Regions from separate parts of the Homo sapiens genome. Here regions 1, 2, 4 and 5 are each linked to region 3. Evidence: chromatin loops called from intact Hi-C (ENCODE). Cell type or tissue: heart right ventricle. All regions are shown on one strand.

Region 1 (4,000 bases), 270 kb before region 3:
AGAATTCTGATTCCACATTGTTGAGCTCTTATAAATAAAGCAAAAACTCCCAGTGAAGGAGAAGCTCTGCTTTTAAGGATATTGTGACACTCAGAATCTCCAGAGGGACAGCTGCATAAATGTCATCAGTGAGGCAAATTAGAGGCTTAGGTGCAAGGCTTGGGGAACTTTACTTTTAGGGATTAAAAGTGGAAGAGAAGGCAAGAGAGCCACAAAGCTGAAATGCCTATATGACAACTCTTACTTAATATTGAATTTCCTATTATAGAAAATCAATGGCACAAAACCCGCAATACCTAAAGGACATCTAGAAACAGGAAAATTAGAGAGTGGGTGGCTACTGCGGTGAAAAAAAAAGTTTAGGAATGATCTGGAAAATTCAAAGCTGTCCTGCTATAGACAGCTGTGTGAACTGTCCTCGGGTTGCCTGGCACACCGTGGCGCTTGTGGGCATTTCAAAAAACCAAAGGTTTACACGGTAAGACAATGACTCTCAAAAACCTAATATTGAGAGGGGGAGGAAAGAAAAAGGAGTTGGCAATGGCCTTCCAGCTATTATTTTGAAGCTGGTATAATTTCTGTGCTGTGGATTCTGAAGCTCACCTTAAGCAATTTGATAAGGTTAAGACAGGCATTGTTTCTATGAAACAGGAGTGTAGTTTCTCTGAAATCTCTGATGACGCAAAGAAAAACAAGAGCATCTGTGATTAAACAGAAGACTTATCATTCCAAAGAAGGTCACATCTGAGAGTGAAATGGGAGAGTATTAACAATTAAGACAGCAGGCACCCACTGACCCAGTCCCCAGCAAAGCACAAGGTATGGCCACCCTTCCAGGTGCCATGAGAACCAAAGAATGGTGAGCTTCTCACTTAATAAGGCCAACCAGAAAGGTGCTGTAAACCAAAAGGTATCTGAGACAGGTCTCAATCCATTCAGTTTATTTTGCCAAGGGTAAGGACATGCCTGGAAGAAAAAAAACACAGATCACAGAGACAGTCTGTAGTCTGTACCTTTCTCCAAAGATGAATTTGAAGGCTTCAGTATTTAAAGGGGAAAAGTGGGCCGGAGGGGAAAGAGGGAGGGTATGGTCATCCACATATTCCAAGAGAAAAGGAGCAGGTAGGGGATAGTCTGGGGCTCTGGAAATCAATAAATCAACACTTTGCGTGAGGTAAGGTGAACACAGAGTAGCTACCTGTGGAGATATTCAACCATTCATCTGTAGTATCTGCTTAGGAACAAAAGGAAACAGTTTCTTCCACGACTCAGCTTTCAGCTTAATTTTTTTTCCTAGTGATTTCCAATTTCCATAGTGGATTGGGGGCCCAGTTTTTATTTTCCTTTCACAGTGCAAAGCCCCGGTAAGCTGTAGGCAGGTTGGGGACCTAGACAGACAATCTGGGGGGAAAAAGTGTGAAGAGGAAGCTAGGGCATGGGGGTAAACCTGAAAGGAACAAACAGGGAAGAGACATAGCTTAAAGCTAAAGGTTCATGATATGGCACATCTGGGCCTGGGTCTCCACAGGGGCACTCCAGCCTTCCTCCTCATTCACCTGCCATTGCTACATTTAAGATCTATCTTCCCACCACAGCAATGGTGGCTTACTGGCTTTGGCCTACCTGGGTTTTTTCTCAGGCTCGGTTTGTTACCCAGGTTTCCTGAGCCCCAGGGCATTCATTCTCCCAACCCTGCCCTGCACATGTCTGCTCTACTCCTGAGCCCCCACACCCCAGCATCACCTCCCCAGGGAACCTTTCCCTTCATCTCTTTACCAGACTCCTGCATCACCCTGTATTTCCCCTCTCAAGGCTCCTCCCATTTATATTTTACTTGTTTAACACCCTTCTTTGCCTAATCGGCTCAATATTCTTTTCCCAGTCAGGCCTGGCTTCTAGTTGGTTCTCAACAAATATTACTGATTGAATGAATTACACATGAAAATGAAGCAAACAATTGTTGTTTTTGCTGGTGACTAAGTTTCCAAGAAAAATTTGAGGTAATGAATTGGTTCATTAAAAGTAGAAATATTTTAAAAATGAGCCTCTTAAGTATTTTTCTGAATGAACCTTTCTTTGCCAGCACAGTTGTTAAGAGCAACCCTGAGCCATTAATGGGCAGGAACAGCCTGAGACCCCTGTGGAGTCCTGAGTCAATGTGACATTGGCCTCTAGTGGACAAAATTGAGAATGCAGCAGCTCCAGGTAAAAGATGTCCTGTGGCACTAGTCACAACTGAAGGAAATGAAAATCTCAACGTTTCCTTTATTTTTCACTTCTACCATGCAAACTGAATTACATTACATTACATTACAAGGAGAGCCCATTGTCAAATTTTTGCCTAAATAATTAAAAAAATAAATTCAATACTTGGCATTCTGAGTATTAGTGTCTAGAAACATTTATTGACATCAGAGCCTCTACAGAGGCAGAGAGTGAGATTTTACACCACGACTGAGTGGGAGTCAATTTTCCTACCTTAATTCCCTTTTTCCTAAATAATCTTTTCCAGCCTCCTGGTATTTTCATTGGGATTGCAGGGTTGCAGGCTATCAGACAGTCTTGAGATAGAAGTGCATTTTATTTTTACATTTTTATTCTTAATTTTATTTTTTAAGAGATGGGGTTTTGCTGTGTTGCACAAGCTGGAATACAGTGACAAAAAAGCACTGGAGATATAACCTGATCTGGGCTAGGTCACCCCTCCTCAGGCATCCCGGTGGTGCTCTGCTCCAAGGAGGTCACCACATTGACACTGAACCCACATGACAGCTCAGAACTCCTGGGCTCAAACAATCCTCCGGCCTCAGCCTCCTGAGTAGCTGGAATGACAGGCATGCACCACTACCACGCCCAGCAAGGTGCATTTTAAACCACCTGCTAGTCAAAGGGTAAATGTTATCTCTGTAACAAGGAGAGAAAAAGCTGAGACCAAAGAAGGGACACGTTTAAATAAAAAGAGGATGCAAATTTGAGGGGTGAATATATGAACTATTTTTGCCTTACAAACAAATCAGATGACGATATGTATAGTCATTATTTACTTTCCTTCTTAGCACACTACCTGATGCCGTGAGATCCTGGAACATGCACCATGTGCCTATCCGGTTCTGGCAAGACGCTTCTAGCTGTTTTGACTTCATTTAACAGCTTCTCATCACTTTGTAATCTCCAGGTTTTTTTTTTTTGTTTATTTGTTTTTTTGAGATGGAGTCACGCTGTTGTTGCCCAGGCTGGAGTGCAGTGGCATGATCTCAGCTCACTGCAACCTCTGCCTCCTGTATTCAAGCAATTCTCCTGCCTCAGCCTCCCAAGTAGCTGGGATTACAGGCATGTGCCACCACGCCCGACTAATTTTTTTGTATTTTTGGTAGAGACGGGGTTGCACCTTATTCACCAGGCTGGTCTCGAACTCCTGACCTTGCGATCCACCCACCTCGACCTCCCAAAGTGCTGGGATTACAGGCATGAACCACCGTGCCCGGCCTGTAATCTCCAGGTTTTAAGGCCATGACTGCCCACTTGCCTAACTCAAGCCCTTATAAATATCCTTAAATATCTCTTATTCTTTATCTGTATGCAGGCTGCCGAGCAAGAAATAAAATCTTTAAAACCAAAATAATTGGCTTAGGATAAAGTAAGCTCACAGAGGGAAAGAGCTGGCATAGAACAAAGCAGAGGCGGCTTCTATGTGCACTCCTGCCAGGCAGAGGGGCAGCAAGGGACAGCGAGAGCTGTGGCACTCTCCCGAGGACATGCTCAGGAGTGAGGCCAACAGCGAAGGATGATGAACTCCCGATCAGACCCATTCAGATGGAAACGAACAGACAAATCCACATGCCTGGGTAAGACTAAGACTTCTTGGATATTGGCCCCTGGCTCTGTTCTCCTCCAGCACTTTGTCTGCAGTGTGAACCACATTCCCAGTTGTGGTAAAACAGCCGTTCTTAGATCACATCTGTATAGGATGGGGACTTTTGAGCACTTTCCTAAACCCTGT
Region 2 (4,000 bases), 260 kb before region 3:
AGCTAACCATGGGGTATGGGGGGCACACGGGAAGGGGTATGGCTATGAAGGGATAGCAAGAAGGAGTTCTCTGTCATGATGAAACTGCTCTGAATCCCTGTTGCAGCAGTGATGATATGTATCTATGCACGCATTAAAATTCATACAACTGTATACCAAAAGGAAAAAGTTAATTGTACTGTATGTTTTAAAAATGATAAAATGTATAGCACTGTATTCAGCACATAGGAGTGGCAAAAACACTAGAAGTAATGGTAATTACTTATACTATTAAATAGCCTGGAGGGACACTGAGCAGGTGGGGAGACCAGGCTGCACATCTGAGCTCCTGACTTCCAATTCTGCCAAATGGTGTACTCATCTCGCTCTACTGTGCAACTCCTGTTGCTTCTGTTCACCTTTCTTATTTCCCCTAAAGGAAGTCTTAGTTCAAAGGACATCTGATATGGTGTGGCTGTGTCTCCACCCAAATCTCATCTTGAACTGTAGTTCTTATAATCCCCACATGTCGTGGGAGGGACCCTGTCGGAGGTCATTGAATCATGGGGGTGGTCACCTCCATGCTGTTCTTGTGATAGTGAGTTCTCACAAGATATGATGGTTTCATAATGGGCTTTCCCTCCCCTTTGCTCTGCATTTCTCCTTTCCGCCACCATGTGAAGAAGGATGTGTTTGCTTCCCCTTCCACCGTGATTGTAAGTTTGCTGAGGCCTCCCCAGCCATGCTGAACTGTGAGTCAATTAAACCTCTTTCCTTTATAAATCACCCAATCTCTGGTATGTCTCAGCAGCGTGAGAATAAACTAATACAAATCTATCAAGCACCTATGTTTAATCCCCCTAACATCACAATAAAATTGTTGTCACTCCATTTTGCCAACAGTGAAACTGGGGTACAGATAGTTTAAGTAACTCTGCTGGTATGTGGCAGAGATAGGATTTGAACCTAGTTCTTCAGACTCCAAGTTAAGGGATCTTTCCCTCTCCCCAGTGTCACATAACTTTGTGTAATTAATCTCCTCGGCTTCTGTTACTGTGTGGCCTTGCACTTCAGTGTTGCTTGTGTTATTTTAATTTGTTTATTGCTTACTAGTAATTGCATACGTGTCTGATTGCTCAAATGTTTCGGCAATGGCTCTGCATTACTCTTCCGGAAGCTTCAGAAAATGTTGATGGGGCACCAGCACAGGATGCAAATCAGACCCTTCATAATTAGAGTAACCTAGCTCTTGACATAATACCTTCAAAATTACTCATATTCATTCTAACAAATGTTTAACCTTATTTTTGCTCCAGATAAACATGAGTTAAATGTGTACTCCACTTGAAGAAAAACAGTATCAAGCCCCTTCCTGACTTACCATATAATTCAATTTGGCAGAAATCACTTCTGACTCACAAAACAATAACTTTGAGGCAGTTTTCCAGTTGCACTCTAAATTATTTCATTTACAAAGAATCAGTCTTATATGCAATTTATAACACACAAATGCCTACCTACTTCTATTCAGGAATACATCTGCAGCCTGATGAAGGAAGATTCCAGAAGGTGAAAAATTGAGAGCTTGAAAATTCAGTTTCTCTTTTAGACTTTCTCTACAGTAGGCTCACTATCACATTCTCTTCTCGCAAAAGGAAACTGCTTTTTAATAATTTTATTTTCTTTTTCCCATTTTTCAAAAAATCTAGTATGCCAGAACTTAATGAGTTCTAACTGGAAAAGACTCCTTGGGCCTTTCAACAAATACAAGATTGTTCCAAACAGAAATCTAACTATTAAACAAGGAGCTGAAGTCATTTCAGAAACAAGCAGGTGGTGTCCATTCAGCTTCAGGTATACTGATCCCAGGGCCAACCAAAGATGTCAAAAATGACCAGCTTAAATTTTAGCCCTACTCGAACAGGAGCTACATCAACGTGCACCTGAACTCCGGGGAATCCATAGACTAAAACAGCCAGCGTTAGCCATCTGGGTGGTTGTGAGGTACCCATCCCCTCTTTATGGAGTGCCAACTGAGAAGGAGAGGTTCTAGACATAACCTCAGACGTTTCCTGTGGAGACCAACAGAAATACCCAGATGTAGGAGAGGAAATACACAAAGCCAAGGAGTGGGGTTTGAGGTATTTGTTCCAGCTTAAGGAAACGACGGTTTTGCCTTCCTTTACTCACTGCACAGAGCTCTAGAGTTTTGCAAACCTCTTTATCCCTCTTCCCCTGAGACGAGTGCTCTCCACACGAAGCACATGAATGTGAGGGGGAATTGGTCGGCGTGTAAGAGACACGTTAGAAATGCTTTCCTAGTTTTCATTCGGGATGACACTGGCGCCCTCGCGTGGTACGTAAGTCAATCCTCCGCGTGCATGGGATGCTGGTGCTCTTCCATGCCTGTTAGTTTTGGTATATGGCAACCCATTGCAGGGGACCTGTGCCCCTAACTGGTGATTATACTACTAAATTTTAAATTAAAATTATTCCTCACATAGTAGACAACAGGTTAAAAAAATTTCTGCAAAGAAACTACAGATAGAAAACATGAGCAAATAAGAACATGTCAGAGCTGGCACTTGATATTCCCAGGAATGACAATCCAGTCATATCTGACAATCATCATCATCATATCTAGCCAAAATACTCTGAAACGCTCAAGGGGAGAGTTGAAATATGGAATTATACTCGCTATTGTTAATGATGAATTTTGCCTTGAGATATTAGCTAATGATAGCAGGAAGTCTTTGCTCTTAGCAAGACAGTAAATGAGTTACTGTGTGAAAAACACTTAAATCAATGCCTGGCATACAATTAACACTGTATCACTGTTAGCTGTTGTTATTTTAAAACGTTGCCTTTTCATCTTTATTGCCCTTAAATTATTAAAACATTTAAAAATTTTAAATGTATCTTTATAGTTTTAAAATAATTATATACTTTATGGATACACAGTAGTAGGTTATATATCAATAAATGATCAATAAATGAACAAACACATTGGGGGTGCATTTTTTTTCTAAGAGACAAGGTCTTGCTCTGTCACCCAAGCTGGAGTGCAGTGGCATGATCATAGTTCACTGCAGCCTCAGTCTCCTGGGTTCAAGCCATCCTCCCACCTCAGCCTCCTGAGTAGATGGGACCATGAGTGCACCACCACACCAGGCTTTATTTTTTATTTTTATTTTTGTAGAGATGAGTTCTCCTTATTTTGCCCAAGCTAGTCTGGAACTCCTGGCCTCAAGCTATCCTCCCACGTTGGCCGCCCCAAGAAGCTAGGACTACAGGCATGTGCCACCACACCTGGCTAATTTTTAAATTTTTTGTAGAGAGGGTCTTGCTATGTTGCCCAGGCTGGGTCTCAAACTCCTGGCCTCAAGTGACCCTCCTGCCTTGGTCTCCCAATGCTGTGAAATTACAGGCATGAGCCACCACACCCTGCCAAAAAAATTGTTTTTAACTTACGATTTGGAGACTGTTAATTTAGAAATAGTTGTCTGAAGGGAAAAAGTGGTATCCTCCTGGTAGCATTCACAAGTCCTTAGCTTATTTAATATTATTCTTCCCTTTGCCACCCTAACTATTCAGGTATTTATACAACCGGTGGAGGGGCCATATCAACAGCAGGAAAGGCCTATCACAAATGTAGAAATCCCACTTTGAGTGACATCTCATCGTTGATTTTACAAAATGTCCTGTATGAGCACAGAATGCACTTTCTACCCCGTCTCTCCCACTACCAAAGAAAAGGGATTGATCACTTCCCCTTGGGGAAACAGAGTTGCCATATTTTTCTGTTTCCCCACTATATATGTGATTATATGGTTTGATTTCCACAAACTTTCTGGCCAGTTTTCCAGGAATCTCAGTGAAGATGATAATGCACAGTCCAGAGTATCTGCTATAGGCATTCCATCCACAGGGCTTTCAATGTCCAGTTTTCCATCTGATCCTCACAGTACCACAGTGAAAGGGAGAAGAATAAGCCAATGAGGAGGTAGAGATGAGAAAACAT
Region 3 (4,000 bases):
TTATGAAATTCAAAACAATGACAATCTAATCTTATATTAAAAAATTTAAAATTATTAAACACACTATTTGAAATATAGGGGAATGCACAGATTATAACATATTTCTCTGGAGTTACTTTTTCTAACTATTATACCCATTAAAACCAAGAGTCCGAGCATCCAAGTAAATTCAACAAAGATTTAGACCTTTAAATTACAGTAAGCCAAGAAAAAATAATAGGAAAACAAGAAAGGTGTTTTTGAGGCATTAAAAGAAGATACACAATTATATAAAATATTTTTATCACATCTTTAGCTCTTTTAAAATTCTATTCTTGTATGTTTCAAAATGTTCCTACTTATTTATAAGTAAATTATGAACATGGACATAAATGTTCAATCATACTGAAATCACAAAATATTATAATGCAGCAATCAAAAATATTTCTGTGCCATTATAAAGGAAATAAAATATATAATTATTTAAATACATTTAAATTTCATCTTCGTTTCATAATATCCATTTTCTATTTTCAGTCAATATTAACACATATACATATTTGTAATTTATAAAAAGTATCTGTATATTAGGGATGAGTGCTTGTGTGTTTCTGTTGCTGGAGTACAAAATCAACTTGTTTGAAGATCTATTCTAGTCCATGAAAATGCCTGGCTGTGGCCTAGAATATAATAGGTGGGTTTCTTTGATGTTGTTTAGGCTTCATTTAAATGCAAGTAGGCCTTTCTCCAGGTTGCAGTGGATGCCCACCATTGTGCTCGTGTGTGTGTGTGTGTGTGTGTGTGTGTGTGTGTGTGTGTGTGTGTGTGTGTGTTCTACAGAGTGTACAGGAAGGCTAAAAAAACCAGACAAATTCAATTTAGTTATTTGGTTAGCAAATTCAATTTTCTGATTAACTGTACTCAAGTCATGGTGAAGGGATAGAGAAGACACTGGATTGCTGCCTCAAAGGAGGTTACAATGTCACTGTCATTGGGCCAAAAGACATAAATAAGCACATGTGTGGTATAATAAAGATATAAAGTATCTTTATTATAAGTATGTGTTTAGTCTAGAGAAGGTAAATATATTGAAAGCTATGGGTCAGAAACTAGACTCAGGCTAGTTACACAGTGTTGTGTGTTGCTTTCCTAGTCTATGAAGATAATAACACCTCCCTATACACCTCACAGATCACTGCGAAATTAAAATAACTAAAAGTTGAGAACCTAATGTAACATATACAAATAACAGGAATTATATTTTAGCTTAGAAATCTACATTCTTTTAAAAGCTTTAGTTTGTTTTTTTTCTTTTTTCCTGCAAATGGAAATGATGATGGTTGGCTCCCTGTTTCAAATCTAGGCTTACTCTATTGGAGCTTTTGGAGACCTTAAATTTTAAGCTATTTCTATGTAAGATGGGGGGCAGTGAGGGATGTCTTCTACTCATGAGCTGAGCACATTAGGTTTCTTTTGAGAATTGTTATTCTTTTACTTCTTTAAAGATTGAGGGAAAACTCTCCTAATAATGCATGTTAATTAATTTATAACTCTTCTTGTTTTAGAAAAAGTTTTCAAAAGGAAAATACTGAATAAGCTGGGGTTTACTGACCTCTGATGGCCGGACTTAAAATTGCTACTTTTATCAGGCTTCTTAAGATGACAATGTAAAGCTCTTTCTGGAAACTGCCCAAGTCTAGGTTGTAAGGCAGTCAAGAATCACCAGACAAGAAGAGGGAGACCACAGGATGTCAACTAGTCAAACTTTCTTTTCTCAAGCAGGATTTATTTAGTTAATTTTAGGCTGAGGCTTTGTTAAATCGATGGTAATTTATTGAAAACACTTCAGTGTGTAAGTCAGAGTATTTCTGACCAGAAATCCCAACTCCATAAGTGGTTAATTAGCATTTAAAAGACTATCCAGAAATCCACACTAGAGAAATGGCTGACTACAGCATTTCAAATATTGCTATCTAAATCTGCAATAGAGTTTGTTAATTAGCATAGTGATATTTAACAGTATTTCTTTGGCGATCTGAAAGCTTCTGAGACATGTAGTTGGCTGGAAATATTGTACAGGCATCTTAGCTCTTACGTGAATAGGGTGTAAGAATCTGACAATAAATGTTTGTACATGGAGCAGAATTAAGTCTAAGCCTTGCTTTCATTATAGTGTACCTGGTAGCAAAGATATAAGGGAGGAGATAATAGCTCTCACCTACTTCTAATATTTGGAGGCGTCCAGAGTCACCAAAGAGAAACTGACTATGGTGAAGTGGTTAGATTGGCTTAGGTCAATTGTAACAAGCCATCCATCATGTTCCTAAAACTTTACAGAAGAAATGATTACAGAAGCTGATTTGTAGCATTTCCCTATGTTTTATACCTTATTTCATCAGCATATTCCTCCTAATTTTTACCCCAAATCACATGTGTTATAATTTAAGCATAGTTCCATTGAATACAGATAAGGAGAGAAATGAACTATCCCCAGCCAATATTATATTTTTCTGGTAGAATTAGCTTAAAAAATACATCCATGGCCAAAGACACTTGAATAGTAGTTAAGAAGATGACATTGCTTTTGCATGGCTAAATATAGCTGGGAAGTTGTTCAGATGTCCTAGGGGACACTACTGTTAGCCTAAACTGCAGTCGTCATTTTGGTACACAAGAAGCTTGTACTATGTCTGTCACTGTTCTGTCAATTTACTAGAAGGGAAATAGCAATAATAAACTTGACATTATTTTATAAAAAAATTTGTTTCATATAAATAAGTACATACTTAAAACTGGATTTATATCATATTTTCAAAAAAAATAGACTCATACTGCTTTGAAACCAGGGTCCAGTACTAACAAGTTGATCTTGAAGGCCTTTTAAGATTAGATCTCAAGGGATCTCATGACCTCACCTCCACGCCTTTCCCCTAATTTTGTCTTCTCTGCCTTAGCCTCCCTAATTTAACTTAGCAAAGTCACATGAGGTTCTTACAATGTCTTCAAGCGAGGCAGGAGTAACCACAGCAAAGAGAGGAGAGACCACTTCTGTTGCCATGCCAAGCTGCTTTTGAGGAAGCCCCCAGTAATCCCCACCTCCTGGTATTTACACCCTCTCCTTGTGTGTGGGCTGGGCCTAGTGACTCACTTATAATAAATAAAATATGGAAAAAGTGATGGAATGTCATTTCTGAGATTAGGTTAAAAAGAGATTGTGACTTCTGTCTTGGACATCCTCTCTGGCTCTTTCGCTCCCTTGTTCTAGGGGAAGCCAGCTGCCATGTTGTGAGTTTCCTTTGGGAGAGATCCATGTAGCAAGAAACTGATTATATCTGATTAACAGACGGTGAAGACCCAAGGCCTGCCAATAGCCTTGTGAGTTGGGAAGTGAATCCTTCACCAGCTGAAACTTGAGATGACTATAGCCCCAGCTACAGCTTGATGGCCACCTTGCAAGAGACCCTGAGTCAGAAGCACCCAGCTATGCTGGGCCCAGATTCCCAACCCTCAGAAACCACGAGATAATGAGTGCTTGTTGTTTCAAGCCACAGAGTTTTGGGGTAATTTGTTGTGCATCAGTAAATAACTAATGCAACTGCTAAAGGAGACTTAGGAAGTTTGGGGAGTTCCAAGTGCTCAGAGTCATCTAAATCCAGCCAGCGATCCTATTCCAGTTCTTCAGCTTTAGTTTTCCCAATCAATCTCTTTATATTTCACGGAAAGAGCCTAATGAGCCTCCAAGTTAAACTGAAATTCTAATTCTGTACCCTTCAGGATCATATGCTGATTGATTTTTGGGTACACAGCCCTATGGTTATAAAAGATTTGTTGAGACCAGTCAAAGGAGGAGATCTCTGGTTTTCTGACCATGTTTTAAAATGAAAATGAAAAACCTTAGCTTGTTGTCTTCTTTCTAAGCTCTTTAGGATGGTTGTTGTATTCCCCATTTCCACTTTAATTGCTAGATAATCTGGTAAAGCCATGCTGGCAATAGGCACTTCATCCTAAGGAACCACAGGTG
Region 4 (4,000 bases), 630 kb before region 3:
CCAGTGCACACCGATCAGGACCCAGAGGGTCTTCCTGCTACCGCCATTGCCCACACCACGCCCACTGTCTAGAAACCCAAGAGCGGGCTCGCCCGCCTAGCCTACCGTTGCCACTACCAGACTCTAAGCAAGCTACTGGAGGTCCAAGGGTCCACTGGCCTGGGTCTGGTCCAGCTAACATCAGCCAGCATTCGCCCAGGGCCCAGCTCAGGCATACTCAGCCCACTGCTGCCACCACTGGGGCCCAAAGACCGGCCCACTTGGCTTCCCTATCCTCAGCAAAACTTTGCATAGCCTCCACTAATAACCCAACCCTAAACCACTGAGGAAATCAAAAATACTACTGAAACTGTTAACAGCTGAAGAAATCATAGAGTCTACACTATCACAGGTATCCAGAAGCAAAGCCAAAGTGCCCCACCCAACCAACACCATTGATACTCCTCAGGAAAATGTCTTCCCTATAAAAGCAAATTCAAAAAACTGGAAGAAGTGATTATTACACTAGTTGAGAAGGTATCAACGTAAGAATAAGGGAAGCTTGAAAAAGCAAGGAAATGACACCTCCAAAGGAACACAATAAATAATTCCTCAGCAACAGACCCCAATCAAAAAGAAATTCATGAAATCCTGGAAAAAGAATTCAATACTATTATTATTATTTATTATTTGAGACTGAGTCTTGCTCTGTCACCCAGGCTGGGGTGCAGTGGCATGATCTCAGCTCACTGCAACCTCCACCTCCTGGATTCAAGGGATTCTCCTACCTCAGCCTCCTGAGTAGCTGGGATTACAAGCGTGCACCACCACACCCAGCTAATTTTTGTATCTTTGTAGAAATGAGGTTTCACCATGTTGGCCGGGCTGGTCTCGAACTCCTGACCTCAAGTGATCCGCCTGCCTCCGCCTCCCAAAGTGCTGAGATTACAGGTGTGAGCCACTGTACCCGGCCAAGAATTCAAAATTATGATACTAAAAAAGCTCAGTAAGTTACAAGAGAATTTCAAAAAAACAATACAAAGAAATCAGAAAAACAATTCAGGATATAAATGAGAAATTAACCAAAGAGATAGATATACAAAAAGAACCAAACAGAAATTCTGATACTGAAGAAGTCCTCAAATAAAATACAAAATATAGTTGAAAGCTTCAACAATAGACTAGACCAAGCAGCAGAGAGAATGTCAGACTTGAAGACAGGTCTTTTGAAATAACCCACTCTAACAATGTTCCAGAAGGCAAGTGACTTATGTGGAAAGATTGGTACAATTCTTCCGCAACTATTTTTCTCCCCTCTCTGTGCTCTCCCCTATCTCTGCTCTCCCCTCTTTGCATTTTTTGGAGAGGCAGCATGTGTCTGGTTAAAAGTGTGAATTGTGGAGCCAAACTCCCTAGGATTAAATCTCAGCCCCATCACTTATACTAGCAATTAAACATTGGGGAATTTCACTTAATCTTCCTGCTTTAGTCTCCGAATTTGTAAAATAAATATAATAATGTTCACTTTATAGGTTTATTATGAGGACTAAGAATATTTGTAAAGTGCTTAGGACAATGCCTGTTTATGCCTACTTAACTGAGTTCCTATTTCCTATGCCTGGCACATACTAAGGATGATATTAGTATTTCTTAAATAAATATCTCTCCCAAATAGAGGGGAGAAACAGTCCATGAAAGAATAGGTTCTCTTTCTTATCCTCGTCTCTCAATCTTTCTCTCCAGCTTTCTCTCCAACTTTGCCTCTGCTTCTTATTTGCTCAACATTTACTGAGCACCTTCTGTGTACTGGATACTATTTTAAACTGTTGATTACATTTGAATTATAAACACACTGCCCTTATCTTCTTACCATATAATGAAACAAATCAGCACTTGGGCAGGCTATGACAAGGCAACAAGATGGAGGAAGAGGAGGGAAAAGCAGAATGCAAGCTGTTCCCTCTCTCTCTCTTTTGAAGAAAATAAACTAAGAACTTTACCCGTCAAAGTAAGGGAAGAGCTGGCTATCTTTTATTAGAAAAGTTGAGAGGTTTCAAAGTGTTGTTCCTACAGTTAACTTAAAATCGTCTGGTTTTAGTTAATTCTAGCCAGCAGGGGGCAGGAGTGTCCAGCTGTGTGAACCCAGTTATTCTGATCTTTCCAAGACTTCACTAAAGAAAAAGTGCTTCCAACTTGATGTACGGGAGCTTCAAATTCTTAAGCTATACAATTGGTGCACAGAAAAATGATTATTGGTATTAACGTGTTAAAATTGGTAAATAGGAATACATTTCTACTGATTTTGATGGTCGATTTGACTGTCGTTTTCCCACAAACATTTGGTCTCTCTTCAAATCTCCAGGTAACAAAAATTTCTGCCTTTACATTCCTCAGATAATCTCAACTGAGGACAGGGATGTAGGGAAAACACAGATTCTCAAGACATCAGGCCTCCCCAACTGGGCAACCTTGGCTTGTTATTTAACCTCCCTGAGTTTTTGCTTAAAAAGTCTGTAAAGACTAGGCTGAAGTCCCACTTTGGACCATCCAGGGAACCGCATCCTTTAGGGAATGGGGCTATTATGAGGATGTGTCCAGGTTGACACTGAAGGGCTAAGTCACAGGTATCACCTTGCTCTCTGATCTTTTGGGTTTCTGCACTCACAGCTGCTACAATAGGGGCCCATGCAGTCCTAGAAGTCAAACCCAGCTCAGAATTTTGTTTAAAAGTTTTGCTTCTGGTATGTTTCCAGGAAATTTACATTGTATTTCTTTGTTTAATAATGGTTTTATAAAAGATACAATTTTCACTTTCTACACAACATATACCTTATCATCTAACATTTGCAGTGCTTTTTACAGTTCTTATTTGTGCTTTTTAAACTTTTCTTAAGGCAAACAGGCCTGTTTGCTTTAAGAGTACAGAGAAGAGCATTCTTCAATTTTCTGTTTTTATTTTTTAGTTTCTTCTTAAACCTGAGTATTTTTTTTAATGTTGAAAACAGTACAGGTTCAATATAAAGCATTTGAATGATCACGGTTAAAAGCAAAAATTGTCTAATATCCCACCAACCAGTGATAACCAGCATTAATATTTTGCTGTTTATCTTTCTGATCTGCTGTCTCTGTCTCTTTTTTAAATTTAACTTTTATTTTAAGTTCAGAGGTACATGTGTAGGTTTGTTATATAGGTAAACTTGTGTCATGGGAGTTTGTTGTACAGATTATTTCATCACCCAGGTATTAAGCCTTGTACTCATTATTTTTCCTGATCCTCTCCCTCCTCCCACACTTTGCCCTCAAATAAGTCCCAGTGTGTGTTCTTTCTCTCTATGTATCCATGTGTCTCATAATGAGAACATGTAGTATTTGGTTTCTGTTCTTGTGTTAGTTTGCTAAGGATAATGGCCTCCGGCTCCATCCATGATCCTGCACAGGACATAATCTCATGGGGTTTTTTTATGGCTGCATAATATTCCATGGTGTGTCTGTACCACATTTTCTTTATCCAGTCTACCACTGATGGGCATTTAGGTTGATGCCATGTCTTTGCTATTGTGAATAGTGCTGCAGTGAACATACATGTGCATGTATTTTTATAATAGAATGATTTATATACCTTGGGGTATATACCCAGTAATGGGATTGCTGAGTCAAATGGTAGTCCTGTTTTTAGGTCTTTGAGGAATCACTACAATGTCTTCCACAATGGCTGAACTAATTTACACTCCCCTTTCTCCCACAGTCTCAACAGCATCTGTTATTTTTTTACTTTTTTTTTTTTTTTTTTGAGATGGAGTCTTGCTCTGTCGCCCAGGCTGGAGTGCAGTGGTGCGATCTCGGCTCACTGCAACCTCCGCCTCCTGGGTTCAAGCGATTCTCCTGCCTCAGCCTCCTGAGTAGCTGGGATTACAGGTGCATGCCACCACATCTGGCTAATTTTTGTATTTTTAGTAGAGACGGGGGTTTCACCATGTTGGTCGGGCTGGTCTCGAACTCCTGACCTTGTGATCTGCCTGCC
Region 5 (4,000 bases), 490 kb before region 3:
TGAGTTCCTTCGTAGACATAAGAGCCTGAGTCACTGTTAATTTGTATCAAGCACATAGGTTGAGAAATTTACATTTTTCCTTTTATTTTCTAATTGTCTATATATGCTTAATGCCCCATTAACAAATTGAATAAGCTTTCAGATCAGCTTTTTTTTTTTTTTTGCAATGAGTAAAACTTCTTTAAGTATTGCTTTCCCTAGCAAGGTGTGGTGACACACCTGTAATCCCAGCTACTTTGGGAGGCTGAGGTGGGAGGATTGCCGAGGCCCAGGAGTCAAATCCAGCCTGAGCAACATAGCAAGATCCTGTATATAAAAAAAAATGGTTTTCTATGTAAAATAATAATATTTTATATAATTTTGTATTAATGCAGTTGTAGTATAATTTCATTTAAAATTTTAGCTCTAAATTTGGAGGTTTTTTTTTGCTTGTTTTTGTTTTTCTTGAGAGTTTTTCTGCCATCTTCCTTATTCTTGAATTTCTTATTAAATATTCTTCACTTTCTGGACTTTATTCTTATTTTATTAAATCCCGTTTTCTGAAGTTTTTTAATATAGAAAAGTGGACACTGGAACCAAAGGCCAAATAATAGTATTTTACATAATTTTGTATCAATGCAGTTGTAGTATAATTTCATTTAAAATATTTTGCCTGATTATGGCTCTACTTACCTTAAAGGTTTGAGTATGTTTGGTGTGTTGGAAAATACATTACTTAAGAAGCAGCCAGCATAGTGGATAAGAGCATTGGCTTGGCAACCAGACTACCTGGATTCAAATCCCAGTAGTACTACTTTGTACTACTTTTTAGACAAGTTATTAAACCTTTCAGTGACTCATTTTTCCTCATCTGTTAAATGTCAATAATAATGCTCCCTAACTTACAGGGTTATTGTGAGGATTAAATCACTTAAAATGAATGAATGCTTAGAATAGCACCTGGCATGTAAGTACTTTAAAATGCTTGTTTCCACTATTATTGTCATTAATGTTTTTTCTTTCTTTTAAAAAAGGTGACATTATCCATATTAATTCCCATGAAACAACTATTATTTTAAACCAAAATTCTAAAGGCCAAAACTCTAAATGACTGAGACTTGGAAATTTAGCTCTAAATTTGGAGGTTTTTGTTTGTTTTTGTTTTTCTTGAGACAGTGTCTCGCTCTGTCACCCAGGCTGGAGTGAAGTCGCATGTTCATGGCTCACTGCGGCCTTGACCTCCTGGCCTCAGGTGATTCTCCCACCTCAGCCTCTCTTGTAGCTCGGACTATAGGCATGCACCACCACACCCAGCTAATTTTTGTATTTTTTTTGTAGAGATGGGATTTTGCCATGTTGCCCAGGCTTGGAGTTATTTTTAATGGCTAAAAATAATAAAGCTTCTAAATTCAGCTCTCAAGTAACACAGTATCAGTATTCTAAGTTATGGTTATTCTAGTTACAGATTTAAGCTTTCTACTCCATGGAGTAGTTGATGAACACCCTAGATTGAGAGTCAGGAGACCTGTGACCTGGTCCTGACTTGCTGTCTACTTTCTGTTGATCGTGAGCTGGTCCTTTCCCATCACTAGGCATTATTTTCTTTATTTGAAAGACAAAAAGAAGGCCAACCGGAGTACGTAATCCCAGCATTTTGTGAGGCCAAGTTGGGTGGATTGCTTGGGCCCAGGAGTTCAAGACCAGCCTGGGCAACATAGTGAGACTCCGCCTCTACAAAAAAAATTTAAAAATTAGCCAGATATGGTGGCATGTGCCTGTAGTCCCAGCTACTTGGGATGCTGAGGTGGGATGATCACTTGAGCCCAGGAGGTTGAGATTGCAGTGAGCTGTGACTGTGCCACTGCACTCCAGCCTGGGCAACAGAGTGAGACCCTGTCTCAACAAAGAAAGATGAAAAGTTATTTGTTGGAGTAATTGTAAAGGTCCATGAATGTTTAATCATGGACAGCTTATACTGGATAAAGCCAGTTTAGTTTTTGTTTCATAGTTCAAAAATACTTTAAGGCTCAAATTGAAAGCTTTTATTGGTCAGTTGATACTAAAAGTGCAGTGTTAAGAGAACTTAAAAACCATGCACATTTTCAGTTTCATAACAGGTTTTCTCTTTGTTTTTATTTTCTAAATAATTGATAACTTTGGAGGTCATAAACTTTTAGATTTTAAACCTTACTTAATGCCACATATGTACTATGTTCTATAGCTGAAGTTTATCAGTAGTGTTTGAACAGTAGGAAGATTGTTTTGGAAAGTTGCTTGGAATAGCAAGACTTAATGAATTTAAATAAGACTAATACTTGATTATTTTTTATATTGGTACCTTTATAAATCCTTTAACCTAATTAATACATACTCTAAGACTTTAAGAATAAACATATCTCTGTCTGTAATATTCCCCAAACTTTTTGATCTGCAAGATGCTTTGGCAAGGGAATACAATAACACAGAAAATACAAATAAAATGAACTAGCAGAAAAGAAAGCCTTTGCATGTCGTTGAGGGCTATAAGTAAACAGTTTAAGAGAAAGAAAAAGACAAAGTTGAAAAACACAAGGACTGCAATTTGGTAGACACTTGAAGTCTATTAGAAATTCATTTAGCCAACTTTGAGTACCAAAACATGGTAGTTATAAAGGAGACACAATGGGTGAGTGGGAAGTTACACAATCTGTGGACCTTACATTAAAAATCACAAAGTACTGTGCAAAAGAATTGAAAACACATGTTTACACAAAAACTTGTACACTAATGTTCATAGCAGTGTTATTCATAGTAGCAAAAAAGTGAAATTGAATGTAATATATTCAATATTCAATATATTGAATGTAATATAGTAGCAAAAAAGACAAATTGAATGTAATGTATTCATACAGTGGAACATTATTCAGCCATAAAAAAGAATGAAGTGCTAATGCATGCTCAAACATGGATGAACATTTACAACATAATGCTAAGCGGAAGAAACTAGACACAAAAGGCTATATATTGTATGATCTTGTTTATGGGATATATCCAGAGTAACAAATCCATAGAGACAAAGTAGATTTATGGTTCCCAGGAGTTGAGGGGAAGGGAGATGAGGGAGAGTGACTGCTAATGGGTACAGATCTTTTTGGGGGGGTGATCAAAATGTTCTGGAATTAGAAATGGTGATGGTTGTACAACTTTATGAATATACTAAGGAACACTAAATTGTATATTTTAAAAGGGTGAATTTTATAATATATAGATTATATTGCAACAAAAATTTTAATATGTCATACAGAGAGAACTGACAAAATACAAATAACACTTTATAAGTTTGAAGGCTCTTTTTTATTTTAAATAAAGATTCATGAAAATAAATTTTTAAAGATTACTGTAGTTTTCAAATTTAAGGAATTTAAGATCTTACATGGCTTATTTGTAACCTGCAGTATTGACCATTGCCCCTTATAATTTATAGGTAAATTCTGTTAATCAGCATTTTTAAAAGCTCAATCGATGTTTTTGATATGTTTGCTAGTTATAAATTAAATAACTATTAGTTATCCAGTTTTTAGTTTTGTATGCTACTCTCTTCCCTCATCATATGATATTTTAAAAATCTAGTTCAGTGTTTCTGATATATGATCCAAATAATATTAATATTATTAATGTGTTGAAATAAACACACTAATACACCTTAGCACACAGTATACACACTAAAAGTATTAATATTGTTAGTGTGTATATTTCTATAAACACTAATAATATAGAAATATACACACTAATAATATTAATATTATTTTATTATTTTTGCCTCTTCATTTTTTGTTGATCATCAACTCATCCTTAGTTACCTCCACCATCATCACAAATCTTTTAATATTACTAAACCCTTACCTTCCTTGGTTATAAATTAAAATTAAACACAACTTTTGTCTCTAGAGATGCAGATATAGTCTGTGAAGCTGCTTTGATGGCAGTGATTGTGAAATTCCTCTGATTGGTTCAGGTTTGGGTAAATTTCTTTCAGTTTTTT

The links. Peaks named below come from ENCODE experiments on the same cell type or tissue, not always from the same donor. Only the 100,000 strongest peaks of a DNase experiment are listed, where the experiment ranks them.
Region 1: it touches region 3 in a loop (4-fold over the local background); 56 of 110 quality-filtered maps call a loop at or near these places.
Region 2: it touches region 3 in a loop (7-fold over the local background); 53 of 110 quality-filtered maps call a loop at or near these places.
Region 4: a loop joins it to region 3, with 8 times the contacts of the local background. A loop is called at or near these places in 27 of 110 quality-filtered maps.
Region 5: a loop joins it to region 3, with 5 times the contacts of the local background. A loop is called at or near these places in 16 of 110 quality-filtered maps.

Annotation. Positions count from the first base shown.
Region 1 is chr12:62,797,150-62,801,149 of GRCh38, forward strand. All of the region lies in intron 3 of PPM1H (protein phosphatase, Mg2+/Mn2+ dependent 1H), which reads right to left. Among named protein-coding and RNA genes, the nearest start is that of PPM1H, 140 kb to the right of the region's middle. In heart right ventricle, a CTCF peak has its summit at 2,176 (motif pointing left); a DNase peak (open chromatin) is centred at 2,164.
Region 2 is chr12:62,811,090-62,815,089 of GRCh38, forward strand. All of the region lies in intron 2 of PPM1H (protein phosphatase, Mg2+/Mn2+ dependent 1H), which reads right to left. Among named protein-coding and RNA genes, the nearest start is that of PPM1H, 120 kb to the right of the region's middle. In heart right ventricle, CTCF peaks have their summits at 2,335 (motif pointing left) and 2,536; a DNase peak (open chromatin) is centred at 2,312; H3K4me3 peaks cover 592 bases; H3K27ac peaks cover 931 bases.
Region 3 is chr12:63,067,455-63,071,454 of GRCh38, forward strand. No RefSeq gene overlaps it. Among named protein-coding and RNA genes, the nearest start is that of AVPR1A, 82 kb to the right of the region's middle. In heart right ventricle, a CTCF peak has its summit at 1,600 (motif pointing left); no DNase peak of the experiment used is centred here; H3K27ac peaks cover 1,560 bases.
Region 4 is chr12:62,436,225-62,440,224 of GRCh38, forward strand. No RefSeq gene overlaps it. Among named protein-coding and RNA genes, the nearest start is that of MON2, 29 kb to the right of the region's middle. In heart right ventricle, a CTCF peak has its summit at 2,096 (motif pointing right); a DNase peak (open chromatin) is centred at 2,102.
Region 5 is chr12:62,573,247-62,577,246 of GRCh38, forward strand. The region is part of intron 30 of MON2 (MON2 regulator of endosome-to-Golgi trafficking); the gene reads left to right. Among named protein-coding and RNA genes, the nearest start is that of MIRLET7IHG, 27 kb to the right of the region's middle. In heart right ventricle, no CTCF peak of the experiment used is centred here; no DNase peak of the experiment used is centred here.